Regions from separate parts of the Homo sapiens genome. Here region 1 is linked to region 2. A link is a loop called in an ENCODE intact Hi-C map of the cell type or tissue named here. Cell type or tissue: chondrocyte. All regions are shown on one strand. Each heading gives the region's core, and the rest is flanking DNA. Links, peaks and the distances in the headings are about the cores only.

Region 1 (8,339 bases), core at 120-8,119, 350 kb after region 2:
TTTATGAGCATGTTCTAATTTCCGCTGCAGGTCCAAAATCTTGAATGAAAAAACATTTACAAGTAAAGCATTAAGAAGAGTGTGACCTTTTTTCAAATTAGGGGAATAACATATAAATAGCAAACATAGCAGTGCTAACATATTAATCTGACCTGAAGTAAAAAGAGTAGCTAGATTTAATTTTAAAATAAATTGTTTAATTTTTGCAGTATGTAATGCATTCATATAATTCAATGTGTGTATATAAAAGAAGCTACAGGCCAGACATGCTGGCTCACGCCTGTAATCCCAGAACTGTGGGAGGCTGAGCTGGGTGAATCGCTTGAGCCTCAGGAGTTCGAGACCAGCCTGGGCAACATGGTAAAACCCCATATTTACAAAAAAATACAAAAATTAGCCGGGCGTGGTGGTGAGTACCTGTAGTCCCAGCTACTCAGGAAGCTGAGTATTTGTTTGTTTGATAGATAATGCCAAACTGCCTCCACAGGTATTAGACCAATTTATACTCCCAACAGCATTGTGAGTGCACCTAGTTTCTCCACAGTGTGGCTAGATTCATGAATAACACTGCAAAACAAAATAGAAGTCTCTTATAAACCAAGCACCTATTAGCATATTGCTTAGCATCAATAATAGGTTTTTTAATGCTCTGGGAGAACTAAAAATATGATTTACAAATTTGAAAGAGAGACTGTTATATTTTAGAGTTTATATGACAGATTTAAAGTGTCATTTAAAAACATTTTTTTCTTGCCTTTTTCATGTAGCAGCAAAAAACCCCCACATTTTTTAAAGATAAATTTCCTTTACACTTGTTTACTTATTTTTATAAACTCTTGTGTCACCTTAAATTGTGCCTCGTACATAGTAGGTGCTCAATAAATATTTATTGAATGAATAGATTTCGGCAGGGTAGCTATTATCCCTCTAATATATTTCTGACCCAACAAGGAATCTTTTACAATGGCTTGGCATCACATTCCCCACAAATATTCAGTGAATGCCAGTGGGTGTCACCCGTTTTCTAAGAGAGGGGCTTTCTGCATCAATCCCAAGCCCCTGCACCTAGGTCTCTGCATAGCCCACACAGCATGAGAGAGAAGAAGATGCAGAATGATTCAAGGGGAATGGTAGTAGGCAGCCAGCCATCTGAGGCCAGCTCAAGTTCCTTGGAGCTGTTCTATTTAGTTCTGTCTAGGGAGAATTCTTACTTAAGGAATTCAGTACTAATTCCACAGACAAAAGCATCACCTCATTGGCTTCTCTGTCAAGGATACATCCAAACTTTTGAACCTGCCACACAATTTAAGAAAGGGAACATTTCCAATACTTGAAGCCCATTGTGTGACCCTCTTTGATTATCCCTCATCCCTCTCCACCAGAGAAAACCAATATCCTGAATTTTGTGTTAATCGCATCCTTGCTGTTCCTTTTTAATATATGAGAGGTTTTTTTTTTTTGAGATGTGCTGTTGCTATATTGCCCAGGTGATCCTCCTGCCTTAGCCTCCAGAGTAGCTGGTACTACATGCATGTGCTACTATGCCCAGCTAACTTTTTTATTTTTGTAGAGATAGGGTCTCACTATGTTGCTCAGGCTGGTCTTGAACTTTGGGTTCAAGTGATGCTCCCATCTCATCCTCCCAAAGTGCTGGGATTACAGGTATGAGCCACCATGCTAATAGTCCCTTCCTTCCTTCCTCCCTTCCTCCCTTCCTTCCTTTCTTCCTTGCTTCTCTCTCTCTTTCTCTCTCTCTCTCTTTTTGAGACAGAGTTTCGCTCTTGTCACCCAGGCTGGAGTGCAATGGTGTGATCTCAGCTCACTGCAACCTCCACCTCCCGGGTTCAAACAGTTCTCCTGCCTCAGTCTCCTGAGTAGCTGGGATTAAAGGCACGTGCCACCACACCTGGCTAATTTCTGTATTATTAGTAGAGATGGGGTTTCACCATGTTGTTCAGGCTGGTCTCGAACTCCTGACCTCAGGTGATCCACCCACCTTGGCCTCCCAAAGTGCTGGGATTACAGGTGTGAGCCACTGCGCCTGGCCATTCACCTCACCTGGCCACTTGCCTCGCCTCGCCTCTCCTTTCCTTTCTTAAAAATAAGTTAATTCAGCCAGGGCGGCTCACGCCTGTAATCCCAGCACTTTGGGAGGCTGAGGTGGGTGGATCACGAGGTCAAGAGATCAAGACCATCCCGGCCAACATGGTGAAACCCCGTCTCTACTAAAAAGTACAAAAATTAGCTGGGCATGGTGGTGTGCACCTGTAGTCCCAGTTACTCAGGAGGCTGAGGCAGGAGAATCGCTTGAATCTGGGAGGCAGAGGCTGCAGTGAGCCGAGATAGCGCCACTGCACTCCAGTCTGGTGACAGAGCGAGACTCTGTCTCAAAAACAAAAACAAAAAAAGTTAATTCTAGGGAAATGGCTGTTCCATAGACACAGCAGGGCTACCCCATAGGCAGAGTAGCCTGGATGCTCTTTCTTTGCAACTGATACAAAGTGGGGGAAAGAACTCAGATTACCAGTAATACTACCATATACATATACAATTTATTTTTTTGATCTTTTGCCAGGGGACATTTGGGTTGTTTCTAGTTTTCTGTTATTCGGAACAATGATATTATGAACATGACTATATTCCTGTTTCCTGATACATACATGCATGTAACAGTTTTTCTTATGCCTAGTAGAAGTGTTAAGTTGTATGATGCACACATCTTTAAAACATTTATACTAGTTAACTCTTCCAAGTGAAGTTAATATATATGAGTTCTTGTTGCACCAAATCCTCACTAATATTTAGTATTGTCTAAGTTTTAAAATCTTGCCAATCTTTACCAATTTTACCAATTACTTTTTAATGGAATTATAACATCCATATGGTAAAGTAACCTACATATATACATATGGTGAATAACATACATGTCTTAAGTGTACTCAATGAAATCTGACTTGTGTATCTACTTCCCCGACCAAGATATAGAATACTTGCAGCACCACAGAGGATTCCCTAGTGCCCCCTTCAGTTAATACCTGTCACAAGAATAACCACTATCTTACTTCCATAGCTTAGTTTTATCTATTCTTGAACTTCATACTATACATAGAATTGTATAGTAAGAACTCTTTTGTTCTGGTTTCTTTAACTCAACATTAGATTTTTTTAGTTTAATTCAGATTGCTGTCATCTACTTTTTGATGTTTGCTTCATATTATATGGTTTGATGAAATTTTTTTTGTCGAATTTAACTCTCAAACTTGCACATCAAAATGTACAACTGTTACATACTACTGCCACCTAGTGTCGGGCAATCTAAAATGAAGGGACAATATTTCAAAATGGTTCATTTCACAACACAAATCCCCCTACAAAATTACAAAATATGTTTGATGTGATGAATATGATAATTACCCTGATCTGATCACTATACATTATATCTATTGAAACATCACTATGGGCCAGGCGCGGTGGCTCATGCCTGTAATCCCAGCACTTTGGGAGGCCGAGGCGGGTGGATCACGAGGTCAGAAGATCAAGACCACCCTGGCTAACACGGTGAAACCCCATCTCTACTAAAAATACAAAAAATTAGCCGGGCGTGGTGGTGGACGCCTGTAGTCCCAGCTACTTGGGAGGCTGAGGCAGGAGAATGGCGTGAACCTGGGAGGTGGAGCTTGTAGTAAGCCGAGATCGCACCACTGCCCTCCAGCCTGGGTGACAGAGCGAGACTCCCTCTCAAAAATAAATAAATAAATAAATAAAAATAAACATCACTATGTACCCCATGAACACGTACAATTGTTTGTCAATGAAAAAAACAAAATTAAAACAACATTTACATTAACAGCCAATCCAAATGAGAGAATACGCCTTCTCAAATGTGAAAATATAAAACAAAGGCCACATGGGATCAGTCAGTTCTTTAAGTTCATGTTATCGCTTTAATAAAACTGACCTTTTTAAGCCCATGAAGTTTTTACAAATACACAAGAATTCCTAAAATTGTAGGAACAGGTGAAATCAAAACAGAAGAAAACATGGGAGAGAAAAAAAATCTTAGAATTCTATCAAGTCTGCATCATATTTATTTCTTAAAATCCTCAGGGAAATAAGATTTCAGTAGTGGTATTCAGTGTATGCTGTTTATTAAGCATGAGGATAATTACCTTTTCCTCTGCATCAGCAACTTTAGATTTCTCCTGAACCAGCTTTTCCTGTAGGTTGTTCTGTGATTTAATGCTCTGAGTGTGTTTAAGTACTTCCAACTCCAGTTCCTTGATTTTCTGCTGACAGTGCTTGTACTCTGCCGTGAGTGAAGAGCACATCTTTGTGCTGTCTAATAACTTCTGTTGGGCATGCTTTAGTTCAATCTTTATCTAGAGGTAGAGAATAAGTAAGAGTAATACAAATAAGTGTGGAATGAATGTGAACTAGAATAAGCAGCTTTCAAAGGAGTATAGTCCCCTAAAAGCCAACAAATACCAATGTCACATGGCTGAGTACCTCTTTAGAGCTGCCATGTAAGAGTTTCCAAAGTGTAGACAGATGGCAGTTAGACAAAGGAATTTTCCTGAGTTTCTATATATGCATGGTCTAAACATTTTCCATCCTTTCTTCAATCTAGTCCAAACTGGCTTTCATCCCCACTACTCCAGTGAAACTTTCTGCCAAGGGTACTAACTGACCTCTTCATTGCCAAAATAAATCCAATGGACAAGTGACTTCTCAGTAGCATTCTGTGACACCAAACTTTGCTGGTTTTCACTTAGCTCTCTGCTGTTCTTTCTTGGTCTTCTTTGTAGACTCTTCTAATGCTACCCAACATGTGAGTATTATTGGACACTTCTAGGCCTAGAGAGTAGATGATTTGCTATCCATTTCTATAATTTGAAATGCCATTTTATGCCAATACTTGCCAAAATGAAACTCCTTGATTCTGCCTGTATCTCCAAAGTCTTTTTTTCTCTGTCTTCCCAATTTCAGTAAATAATGCCACCATCCAAACTTTTGTGCAGGTCAGTAATCCCTGAGTCTTCCTTTTCCATTATGAACCAATTCCAATCATTTAGCACATGCTGTCATTCTATCCCCACAATACAACTTGCATTAATCCATTTGTGTCATTTTTTTTGCCACCACTCTAGTCTGGGGCATCATCTCTAGCCTGGGCTACAGCAACTGCCTCTGCACTGGTCCTACCACTTCCATTTTTACTCTTTTCTAATCTATCCTCTAATGCTGTGGCCAAATTTTCTTTTAAAAACATAAATTGAACTACTTGACACCCCTGCTTAGAATCTTTCAGTGGTCCCTCACTCCAGATCCCACCAGCTTGCCTGGTTTTGTACACTCTGGCCCTTGTCTATCTCTTTAAAACTATCTTGTTATTTCTCCTTCTCCCACTGTAACTCCTGTCACACTGGTTGGTATTAAGAGTTTCCAATACACCAAATTTTTTCCACACTTCCCTCTGCCAGAAATGCTTTCCCTTTTCCCTTCTCATTGTATGGTTGCCTGCCTATTCTGCAGGTCTTAGCTTAAATGTCACTTTGCAGGGGGCAATTTTCAGAATCATTTAATCTGAAATGTCCTTACTCATCACTGTACCACATTTGTTTCCTTCATCAAACATACCATGATTTATAATTAAGTATGCATTTATATACCTGTTTATATCCCCTTTCCCCACTTTAAATTCCAAGAAAGCAGAGACTATGTTTTTTTGTTTGTTTGCTTCTTTTTTTTTGAGACAGGGTCTCTCTCTGTCGCCCAGGCTGGAGTGCAGTAGCACAATCTCTGCTCACTGCAAGCTCTGCCTCCCGGGTTCACGCCATTCTCCTGCCTCAGCCTCCTGAGTAGCTGGGACTACAGGCACCCGCCACCATGCCCAGCTAATTTTTTTGTACTTTTAGTAGAGACAGGCTTTCACCAAGTTAGCCAGAATGGTCTCGATCTCCTAACCTTGTGATCTGCCCGCCTCGGCCTCCCAAAGTGCTGGGATTACGGGTGTGAGCCACCGCACCCAGCCAAGACTATGTTTTTAATTCATGTCTTAATACCAAGGCCTATCAAAGAACCAGAGAGTAGGTGATTAAACAATTATTTACTGAGCAAGTAAATGAATGATATTCTAAAAAGTATCAGAACGTAGTGAATGTATACACTGGGCAGGGAAGGCTCATAGACAAAAGTGGTGAGAGAGAATTTACTTTGTTTTAATGGTAAATAGAATTCCCTGGTCTCAAAGCTTTTCAACTGAATTAACAGGGATGATAGCTATAATGTCCTTCATCTGTGCTTTCTCTATATTAACCAATCAGATTATATAAAATGAATCTAAAATTTAATTGTGTTCAACCACTTTGAGCATCAGTTTCTTCATCTGTAATATGGGGATAATAACTACTTACCTCATAGGATAGTTGTGAGGCTGCATTAAATGAGACAAAGCAATTAAAGCCTCAAGAATAGAGCCAGACACATAGGAAAGACCTAACAACAGTTAAGTGTTGATATTCAATAATTGCTTTTAGAATATCTACTGCATTTGAAATACAGAGCTGAGGCATATGCTAATATTACTACTTTACATTTGTTAGGCTTTCACATCTATGAAGTGGCTGGGATTGGTATTTTAGCCCATTTTAGAGATAAAAAACTGAATCTCAAATAGTTGCCAGATGATAGAATCAAGGTCTGAATATAGATTTTCTGATTCTAATCCAGTACTCTATACTATATTTACTCTAAACTGTGAAATATGTGTATTTATTATTTCTCTAAAAAGAATACATTAGAGTGGATCAACAAGCTAAAATTTGGTTCTTTAAACAGTCTAATAAAATGAATAAACTTCTAGTGAGACTGATCAAAGAAAAAGCAACAAGGCAAAGGTAACTAATATTATAAAAGTGAAATGACCATCATTATATATCTTTTCTTCTTTTTTTCAAAAGCTACCTTTGTTAAAATATATACATTTTAAAAAGAAGACAAGATTAATAAATTTCTGTAAAACTTTAAAAAATTTAAATGAAATGGAAACTTTAGAAAAATAAAATATAACAAAGTTGATGCAAAAAAAAGAAGAACTTGACTTCTCATAACTATTAAAGAAATGGAACTAGAAATTGAAAACCTACCCAAAAGAAAGCAAAATCAGAAGGCTTTAGGGATGAGTTTTTTGCAATAATTTAAGAAGAAATCATTGTAACTTAATACAAACTCTTCTAGAAGACAGAAAAAGAGGGTATATTACCCATTTTTATTTTAAGAGGCTAGGATAACCTTGATATCAAAATCTGACAAGGGCATTGCAAGGAAGTAAATGACAGACTAGTCTCACTTTTGAGCAAAGTTGCAAACATCCCAAAGACATATTAGCAAGCCAAATCCAGCATTGTAGGAAAAGAATGATAATTTATGATGAAGTTAGGTTTATCCCAGGAATGCAAAATTGGATTAACATTAGAAAATCAGTCAAAGTAATTCAGCATATTAACAGATTAAAATTTTTAAAAAACCTTCTCAAAATATTCAGAAAAAAATTTATGAAATTCAACATGTATTTGTCATAAAACATTGAACAAACTAATGCTAGAAAGCAATTTCCTTAATGTAATAAATATTTTTATTTATTTTTCTTTCTTTCTAAAGTACATTTGGATAAAATATCTATTTTTAAAAAGCTATAAAAACATACTAAATGGTGAAATTTGAGAGCTTTTCCTTTGAGACTGGGAATTAGAAAAGGATGCCTACTGTCACCAGTTCTATTCAGCACTGTGGTAGCCAGTAAACAGAACAAGAAAAAAGAATGAAAGGTTTAACATATGGAAAGGAAGAAAGCAAATTGTCTTTAGATGATATGATTACTTGCATAGAAAATCCAAAATAACATATACATACATTGTAAGAATAAAAAAGTATGGGAAAGTTTTTATTAGAAAATGATTATATATTTTCTATATATTGGGAAATAATTAGAAAATGAACATTTTTAAAGTTACCATTTATAATAGTATGGAAAATATCAGCACCTGTGAATATGTCTAACAAAAGATATATAAGAAAATTTAAATATTGAGAGAAATTAAAAACCTAAATACACATACTCTCTTCTTAAATTAGAGGATTCAATATTGCAAAGATTTAAATTCTGCCCAAATTGACCTATAGATTCAATGTAATTCCAACTGAAATCCCAAAAGATTGTGTGTCAATATTCATGGGTTCTATGTGAGTTCATGTGAGTATTTGTGTGTAGCTTAACAAACTGATTATAAAACTTATATAGGAACCCCAAAGGCCAGGAATAGCCCAGATATCCCAGAAAA
Region 2 (8,339 bases), core at 18-8,017:
CAGCAGCCCTAAGGATCTCTCAGGAGCACAGGCAGCTGGATGAGACTTCCAAACCTGACAGATGTCAGCCGAGCCGGGCCTGGGGCTCCTTTCTCCAGCCAGCAATGATGTCCAGAAGAATATTCAGGACTTAACGGCTCCAGGATTTTAACAAAAGCAAGACTGTTGCTCAAATCTATTCAGACAAGCAACAGGTTTTATAATTTTTTTATTACTGATTTTGTTATTTTTATATCAGCCTGAGTCTCCTGTGCCCACATCCCAGGCTTCACCCTGAATGGTTCCATGCCTGAGGGTGGAGACTAAGCCCTGTCGAGACACTTGCCTTCTTCACCCAGCTAATCTGTAGGGCTGGACCTATGTCCTAAGGACACACTAATCGAACTATGAACTACAAAGCTTCTATCCCAGGAGGTGGCTATGGCCACCCGTTCTGCTGGCCTGGATCTCCCCACTCTAGGGGTCAGGCTCCATTAGGATTTGCCCCTTCCCATCTCTTCCTACCCAACCACTCAAATTAATCTTTCTTTACCTGAGACCAGTTGGGAGCACTGGAGTGCAGGGAGGAGAGGGGAAGGGCCAGTCTGGGCTGCCGGGTTCTAGTCTCCTTTGCACTGAGGGCCACACTATTACCATGAGAAGAGGGCCTGTGGGAGCCTGCAAACTCACTGCTCAAGAAGACATGGAGACTCCTGCCCTGTTGTGTATAGATGCAAGATATTTATATATATTTTTGGTTGTCAATATTAAATACAGACACTAAGTTATAGTATATCTGGACAAGCCAACTTGTAAATACACCACCTCACTCCTGTTACTTACCTAAACAGATATAAATGGCTGGTTTTTAGAAACATGGTTTTGAAATGCTTGTGGATTGAGGGTAGGAGGTTTGGATGGGAGTGAGACAGAAGTAAGTGGGGTTGCAACCACTGCAACGGCTTAGACTTCGACTCAGGATCCAGTCCCTTACACGTACCTCTCATCAGTGTCCTCTTGCTCAAAAATCTGTTTGATCCCTGTTACCCAGAGAATATATACATTCTTTATCTTGACATTCAAGGCATTTCTATCACATATTTGATAGTTGGTGTTCAAAAAAACACTAGTTTTGTGCCAGCCGTGATGCTCAGGCTTGAAATGCATTATTTTGAATGTGAAGTAAATACTGTACCTTTATTGGACAGGCTCAAAGAGGTTATGTGCCTGAAGTCGCACAGTGAATAAGCTAAAACACCTGCTTTTAACAATGGTACCATACAACCACTACTCCATTAACTCCACCCACCTCCTGCACCCCTCCCCACACACACAAAATGAACCACGTTCTTTGTATGGGCCCAATGAGCTGTCAAGCTGCCCTGTGTTCATTTCATTTGGAATTGCCCCCTCTGGTTCCTCTGTATACTACTGCTTCATCTCTAAAGACAGCTCATCCTCCTCCTTCACCCCTGAATTTCCAGAGCACTTCATCTGCTCCTTCATCACAAGTCCAGTTTTCTGCCACTAGTCTGAATTTCATGAGAAGATGCCGATTTGGTTCCTGTGGGTCCTCAGCACTATTCAGTACAGTGCTTGATGCACAGCAGGCACTCAGAAAATACTGGAGGAAATAAAACACCAAAGATATTTGTCTCTAGAGGCTCAGCTGACAAAATCTGGGAGAAGTTTGCTTTTGTAACTACAGGCAGGCTTTTTTCTCCCTGACATGAAGAGGGGTTGTAAGAAGGGTGTGAGAAAGGAAAACTGGTACTTAGCAAATGGAAATACCTATATGTATTACCATTAGGTATAAAGAATCTATGAGGACATCCATCTGCATCTCAACAAAGAAGAGCAGGTTGCGAAGAATATGCCCTGCCTGAGCCTGGGGACAGGGCGGTTAACTGGTGAAGGGCTGAGGCCAGATGAAAGGAAGCCTTATCGTGTGCTCCCAAAAGACTTCTGTTGAAAGGAGTTATCCGGGTCCCCGTGCGGGAGGGGGTGCGGGGGCAGGGCAAGAAGGAGAGGCCGGGGGCCCAGGTATCTTACTCCTACGACGCTGCTCACTCAGGGCTGTCCCCACTGGACCAGAAAGGAAACAGACGGGGTGGGGTGGGGTGGGGTGGGGTGGGGATGGGTGGGAGCCCCGCGCCGGTGGCCGGACGCGAGGACTACAAGGCGGATGGCGGGCGGAGCTCATTCACACTCGAGGGCCCAGAACGTTGGCAGAGCCAGGCAGCACCCGAGCCCCGCCCCGGCCCAGAGGTTCAGACCCCGGTCTGAAAAGGCCCGACAATCCACTCGCAGCTGCCTCCCGCCCTGGGTCAGTATCGACGTCCCCGAGCACCGCCATTTCCCAAACTGCAAAATGTCAGCGCAGGCGCAGGGAAGCCGGCCCGCCCTCAGCGTGGTCCAGAGTGCCGCGACGGCACAGCTGCCGGTCGGTCCCCTGACGCCTTTCCTCTAGGGGCCGCAATCCACCCCGGGGTAGAAGATTTGGGGCCAAGGTTCGGCCGCCTACTGCCGGGGTCGATGGCGCATCCTCTCCAGACCTCACAGCGGTCCCCTAAGCCGGGCCACCGGCGGCGCACGGACACGATTGGGGATGGGCGGGGCCAGGTGGTTTCTCCACCAATCAGAGGCGCATTGTTGGGCCCGACGAGGGGCGGGCTCCAAGACTCCACCAATCACACCCTGGCGGTTCCAGGCGCTGGCCCTTGGGGACGACCTGGGCGCCTGCTTGCCAGGCGATGCGGTTTACTCTGGAGGGGGTGACGGTGACTTGTGTATCGCTGGGCATCCCTGGGGACGTAGCTCACCCGGGTTCCTATCCCGCGTAAGGTGACGTCTACGGTTTCTGACGAAAAGGGGTAAATAGATAACGGGACTGTTCTCCAGGCCACCATCTTTTCCCAGCAGTGCTTAGTTGTTTCACTGACAGTGTTATGAGATCTTTCATTTGAAATCTTAGGCGCAAAATCTCCTCTCCCTGGAAGCCTTCTGGATCAGGTTTTCCCGGGAACACTACATCGGCTTGTATTTCCTCCATCAAAGCGCTCTCCACGCTGTACCGGAATTGAGTGTCTTTCCACCACATTGGGGGCGGGGGCGGGGACGAGGGCGGGGGTTGGGGGGGTAGGGCAGCTGCCGCAGGAACAGGACTGAGCCATTCCTTGGTCCCCACTTCCCACCACAGACTCTGGTCAGGATTATTGAATGAATGAAGTAGAATTTAGAAGCCAAGAAGTTCTGAAATCTGAATTCTTACAGTGCAATTTTAGGTAGACGATCTGACAATTCAGGATGTATTTAATAATAGGGAAAGGATATCATTCTTTTCTGTCAACTACATTTTTAATGACCCCTTTTTCATTCTGTGATTTTTATTTCATAAGTCTCCTACAGTTCTGGTCCGTCTGTCCATTGCAATTGCTGGGCCTACTGCTGGCCACTCATCACCTCTCCCAGGATCACTGCAACTGCCTTCTCACTGATCTCTGTGCTTCCTGCTTCCTCCTCATTCTCCACACTGCAATCGATGATCTTCCTAAAATTCAAATCTAGTTATGTCTCTCTCCTACTTAAAAACCTTCCTGGGTTCCTCATTTCTCTCAGGATAATGTCTGTGTTTCTTAACCTGAAAATTCAAGTCATTCATGATCAAGCTCTCGACCTCACCACTGCCCCCACTCAACCCCAACCCTATCCTCCAGCCATCCATCCACTCTGTTCTCTGATCACGTTCTCCTTCTCCTCTGGGCCTCTGAAGTTTCCTCCGAAGAGACTGCCCTCCCACCTACTCCTGTTATCCACTAGGTGATCACACCCCACCACAGCTCAAGGAGTGAGAGAACAGAAGCTGCTAGTTGGGAGTCTGGCTCATCCATTCATTGGCACATTCCTGCCAACTAGTGGCTGTTTTGTGAACATTTTGATCAGGGCAGGGTTTAACCTCACACTTTCAGGGTTTCAGAGATACTACGTTGCTTTGGAGGGAACCCTTGACTGGTCCTACTACAACAAATCCATCTGGTAACCCTGACCCTGGCTTCCCAAATGATCTTCCTAAAAATGTGTTCTGACCACATTATTCTGTGGGTTAATACTCCCCACTTTCTCATGATAAAGCCCAAATTCCTTAACCACATTCTGGCCTTTGCAGACCTTATCTTCCAATACACTCCTTCCACACCCTAATCTCCAGTGAAGCTTGATGTACTCTATGTTCCCAGGACAACTCCTCACCCTAAAACTTTTTGTTCAATCCCCTTTCTCCTGGTCTGCCTTTGGTCTCTCCATAAGATTATCTGATATCAAAATACCAAATTAGCTGTCACTTTCTCTATGAAGCATTTGCTCAATTCTTTGAACCATTACCTAACTGAGTACACACTTGTTGCCACGTTTTCTCCTCAGTTGTGCTGGGTCTTGGAAAAAATATGGTTTCTGGAGTCAGAAATAGCTGATTTAAGATTCCTGCACTGCTATTTAGCTGAATAATCTTGGGCAAGTCACTTCACCTTTCTGATCTTCTGTTTCTTTTCTGTTGTAATATTAAAATGAAATAATATATATTGTAATGCAGATATCGGCTGGAGTTACATCATCTTCCCCCTTCCAAATGTTTCAGAAAGTCTGGTAATCACCCCCAAGGTTTCTGTGAATTCCCAGGGATCTTTTGTTTTCTTTCTTTCTTTTTTTGACACGGAGTCTCCCTCTGTCACCCAGGCTGGAGTGCAGTGGTACCATCTCGGCTCACTGCAACCTCCACCTCCCGGGTTCAAGCAGTTCTCTGCCTGAGCCTCCCAAGTAGCTGGGATTACAGGCCCCCACCACCACACCCCACTAATTTTTGTATTTTTAGTAGAGACAGGGTTTCACCATGTTGGCCAGGCTGGTCTTGAACTCCTGACCTCGTGACCTCATGATCCACCTGCCTCGGCCTCCCAAAGTGTTGGGATTACAGGCATGAGCCACCACGCCTGGCCCCCAGAGATCTTTTATATATTTTTTTTTTTTTTTTTTTTTGAGACAGAGTTTTGCTCCTGTCATCCCTTGGCCTCTTTCCCAGCTCAGGCTTTGGGCCCAAACTCCAACCAGCTTGCCCAGTCCCCACTTTGCTTGTCAAAGGCCTTGACTAATGCTTTGAAATGACAGCTGGTAAGGACCTGTCAATTTACTTGGGCTTTCCTTTACCCAGTTTTTATCAGGGAGCAGGGGAATCACAAATTTCCCCTTAAAATGTGCGATCTCTTACAAAAGTTATTCCATACACGTTTGCATGAAGCAATGGATGAGAAGACTTAAGCGTGTTTATTAAGTGGTAATGGATTTCCTTTGTTCTTGGACTCACTGTTTTTGTCCTAGTCTCCTCATAAAGGACTGGATCCCAGTGCGTCACAATTGTCATGGACAAAGAGCTTGATTTTGAATTATGGTTCAAGAGGAAGGTGGTTTTGACCCCAACCTAGGATATCAGTTTTTCCATCTTCTGCCACTGTCTCAAAACGAATTCCACATCTCTGTCTTTCTTCTAGAGTAGTTATCTTCAAATTTTTTTGCTCACATACTTCCTAAAAGAATTTTGAGGCCAGGCCTGGTGGTTCACACCTGTAATCTCAGCACTTTGGGAGACCAAGGAGGGTGGATCACTTGGGCTCAGGAGTTTGAGACCAGCCTGGACAACATGGCGAAACCCTGTCTCTACAAAAAATACAAGAGTTAGTTGAGTGTGGTGGTGCATGCCCATAGTCCCAGCTACTCAGGAGGCTGAGGTGGGAGGATTGCTTGAGGCCAGGAGGTCAAGGTTGCAATGTGTGAGCTATGATCACACCACTGTACTCCAGCCTGGGAGACAAAGCAAGAACTTGTCTCAAAAAAAAAAAAAAAAAGAATTTGAAAAACTATCTCTTTGCTTATTTTTAGATTGAAGTTACAAATTTGTCTTCTTAAATTCAAATATTTGCAGGAGATTTAATTTCTGATATGTGATATTGTCATTTTATTTTATTTTATTATTTTTTGAGATGCTGTCTCTCTGTGTCCCCAGGCTGGAGTGCAGTGGCATGATCTCGACTCACTGCAACCTCCACCTCCTGGGTTCAAGCAGTTCTCCTGCCTCAGCATCCTGAGTAACTGGGATTATAGGTGCCTGCCACCATGCCAGGCTAATTTTTGTAATTTCTTTTAGTAGAGACGGGGTTTAATCATACTGTCCCGGCTGGTCTCGAACTCCTGACCTCAAATGATCCACCTGCCTCGGCCTCCCAAGGTGCTGGGATTACTGGCATGAGCCACCGTGTCAGGCTGATATTGTCATTTTACAATAAAACTCTTACATTACTCTTCTTTATATATTCAAACAATATACCACAGTGTTACTATATCCATATCCACAAAATAGGAGATTTTGTATATATATTATTAGATTTATACATAAGTATTTCAATATGGGGGGTGCTAATATAATGGTAGTATGTTTTAATTTCCACTTGTTCATTGCTGGCATATAGAAAGCAAATGACTTTTGTATATTAACCTTGTATCCTGCAATGTTGCTATAATTAATTGCTTATTAGTTCCAGTGGTTATTTTGTAGATACTTTTGGATTTTCTATATAGACGATCATGTCATCAGCCAACAACAACAGTTTAATTTCATCATTACCAATCAGTATACCTTTTATTTCATTTTGTTGTCTTGTTGCATAAGCTAGGACTTCCAATACAGTGTTGGAAAGGAATAGTGAAGAGGACATCCTTGCCTTGTTCCTGATCTTAGCAACAATAATGCTTCACATTTTTCACCATTAAGTATAATATTTAGCTGTAGGTTTTTTGTAAACATTCTTTAATCAAGTTGAGGAAGTTTCCCTCTATTTCTAGTTTCCTGAGAGTTTTTATCAGGAATGAATGATGGATATTGTGAAATACTTTTTCTTTCTTTCTTTTTTTTTTTTTTTTGAGACAGACTCTCACTCTGTTGCCCAGGCTGGAGTGCAGTGGTGCAATCTCAGCTCACTGCAACCTCCGCCTCCCAGTTCAAGTGATTCTCCTGCCTCAGCCTCCTGAGTAGCTGGGAGTACAGGTGTGCACCACCACACCCAGCTAATTTTTGTTTTTTAGTAGAGATGGGGTTTCACCATGTTGGCCAGGCTAGTCTCGAACTCCTGACCTCAAGTGATTCATCCGCCTCGGCCTCCCAAAGTGCTGAGATTGCAGGTGAGAGCCACCACGCCCAGTCCTGTGAAATACTTTTTCTGTATGCACTGATATGACCATGTGATTTTTCTTCCTCCTCTTCTTCTTCTTCTCCTTTTCTGTCTTCCTTTTCTTCTTCTCCTTTTTTTTTTTTTTTTTTTTTTTTTGAGACAGAGTCTCACTCTGTCACCCAGGCTGGAGTGCAGTGGCGCGATCTCGGCTCACTGTAGCCTCTGCCTCCCAGGTTCAAGCAATTCTCCTGCCTCAGCCTCCCAAGTAGCTGGGACTACAGGCACATGCCAACATGCCCGGCTAATTTTTTGTATTTTTAGTAGAGATGGGGTTTCAACGCGTTAGCCAGGATGGTCTCCATCTCCTGACCTTGTGATCTGCCCGCCTTGGCCTCCTGAAGTGTTGGGATTACAGGCGTGAGCCACCACGCCTGGCCTTTGATTTTTCTTCTTTAGCCCGTTGATGTAATTACATATAGATTACATTAATTGAGGGTTGTTTTTTCAGGTTTTGTTTTTGTTTTTGTTTTGTTTTTAAGACAGACTCTCTCTTTGTCACCCAGGCTGGAGTGCAATGGGGCAATCTCAGCTCACTGCAACCTCTGCCTCCTGTGTTCAAGCAATTCTCCTGCCTCAGCCTCCGGAGTAGCTGGGATTACAGGTGCCCACCACCACACCCAGCTAATTTTTGTATTTTGGTAGAGATAGGGTTTGGCCATGTTGGCCTGGCTGGTCTCAAACTCCTGACCTCAGGTGATCTGCCTGCCTCAGCCTCCCAAAGTGCTGGGATTACAGGCGTGAGCCACCACGCCCAGCCAATTGTGTTTTTAATGTTGAACCAGGCTTGCATGCCTGGAATAAATCACATTTGGTCATGTATATAATTTTTTTAATGCATCATTGGGTGTGCTTTGCTAATATTTTGTTAAGGATTTTTGCATTTATTTTCATGAGAGATACTTGTCTGTAGTTTTCTTTTAAATTTATTTATTTATTTTAAATTGACAAATCGATTTGTAGTTTTCTTGTAATGTATTTGTCTGGTTTTAATATTAGGGTAATACTGGCCTCATAGAATGAGCTGTTTCTATCTTCTGGAAGATGTTTAGAAAATTGGTATAATTTTTTTCTTAAATGTTTGGTAGA

Evidence for each region. Hi-C counts contacts between places; a loop is a spot of excess contacts. Peaks named below come from ENCODE experiments on the same cell type or tissue, not always from the same donor. Only the 100,000 strongest peaks of a DNase experiment are listed, where the experiment ranks them.
Region 1: a loop joins it to region 2, with 5 times the contacts of the local background. A loop is called at or near these places in 12 of 110 quality-filtered maps.

The regions. Positions count from the first base shown.
Region 1 is chr1:42,573,060-42,581,398 of GRCh38, reverse strand. CCDC30 (coiled-coil domain containing 30) reads right to left here. Exons shown (of 21, transcript NM_001395517.1): 12 at 4,170-4,379; 13 at 1-39. The region is part of intron 1 of LOC124904162 (a long non-coding RNA gene); the gene reads left to right. Among named protein-coding and RNA genes, the nearest start is that of PPIH, 81 kb to the left of the region's middle. In chondrocyte, for the core only: CTCF peaks have their summits at 3,067 (motif pointing left) and 3,299 (motif pointing left); no DNase peak of the experiment used is centred there.
Region 2 is chr1:42,918,671-42,927,009 of GRCh38, reverse strand. SLC2A1 (solute carrier family 2 member 1) reads left to right here. Exons shown (of 10, transcript NM_006516.4): 10 at 1-1,657. Among named protein-coding and RNA genes, the nearest start is that of SLC2A1, 36 kb to the left of the region's middle. RefSeq lists enhancers at 2,328-2,417, 2,838-2,967, 3,624-3,743. In chondrocyte, for the core only: CTCF peaks have their summits at 2,456 (motif pointing right), 3,708 and 3,909; a DNase peak (open chromatin) is centred at 2,615.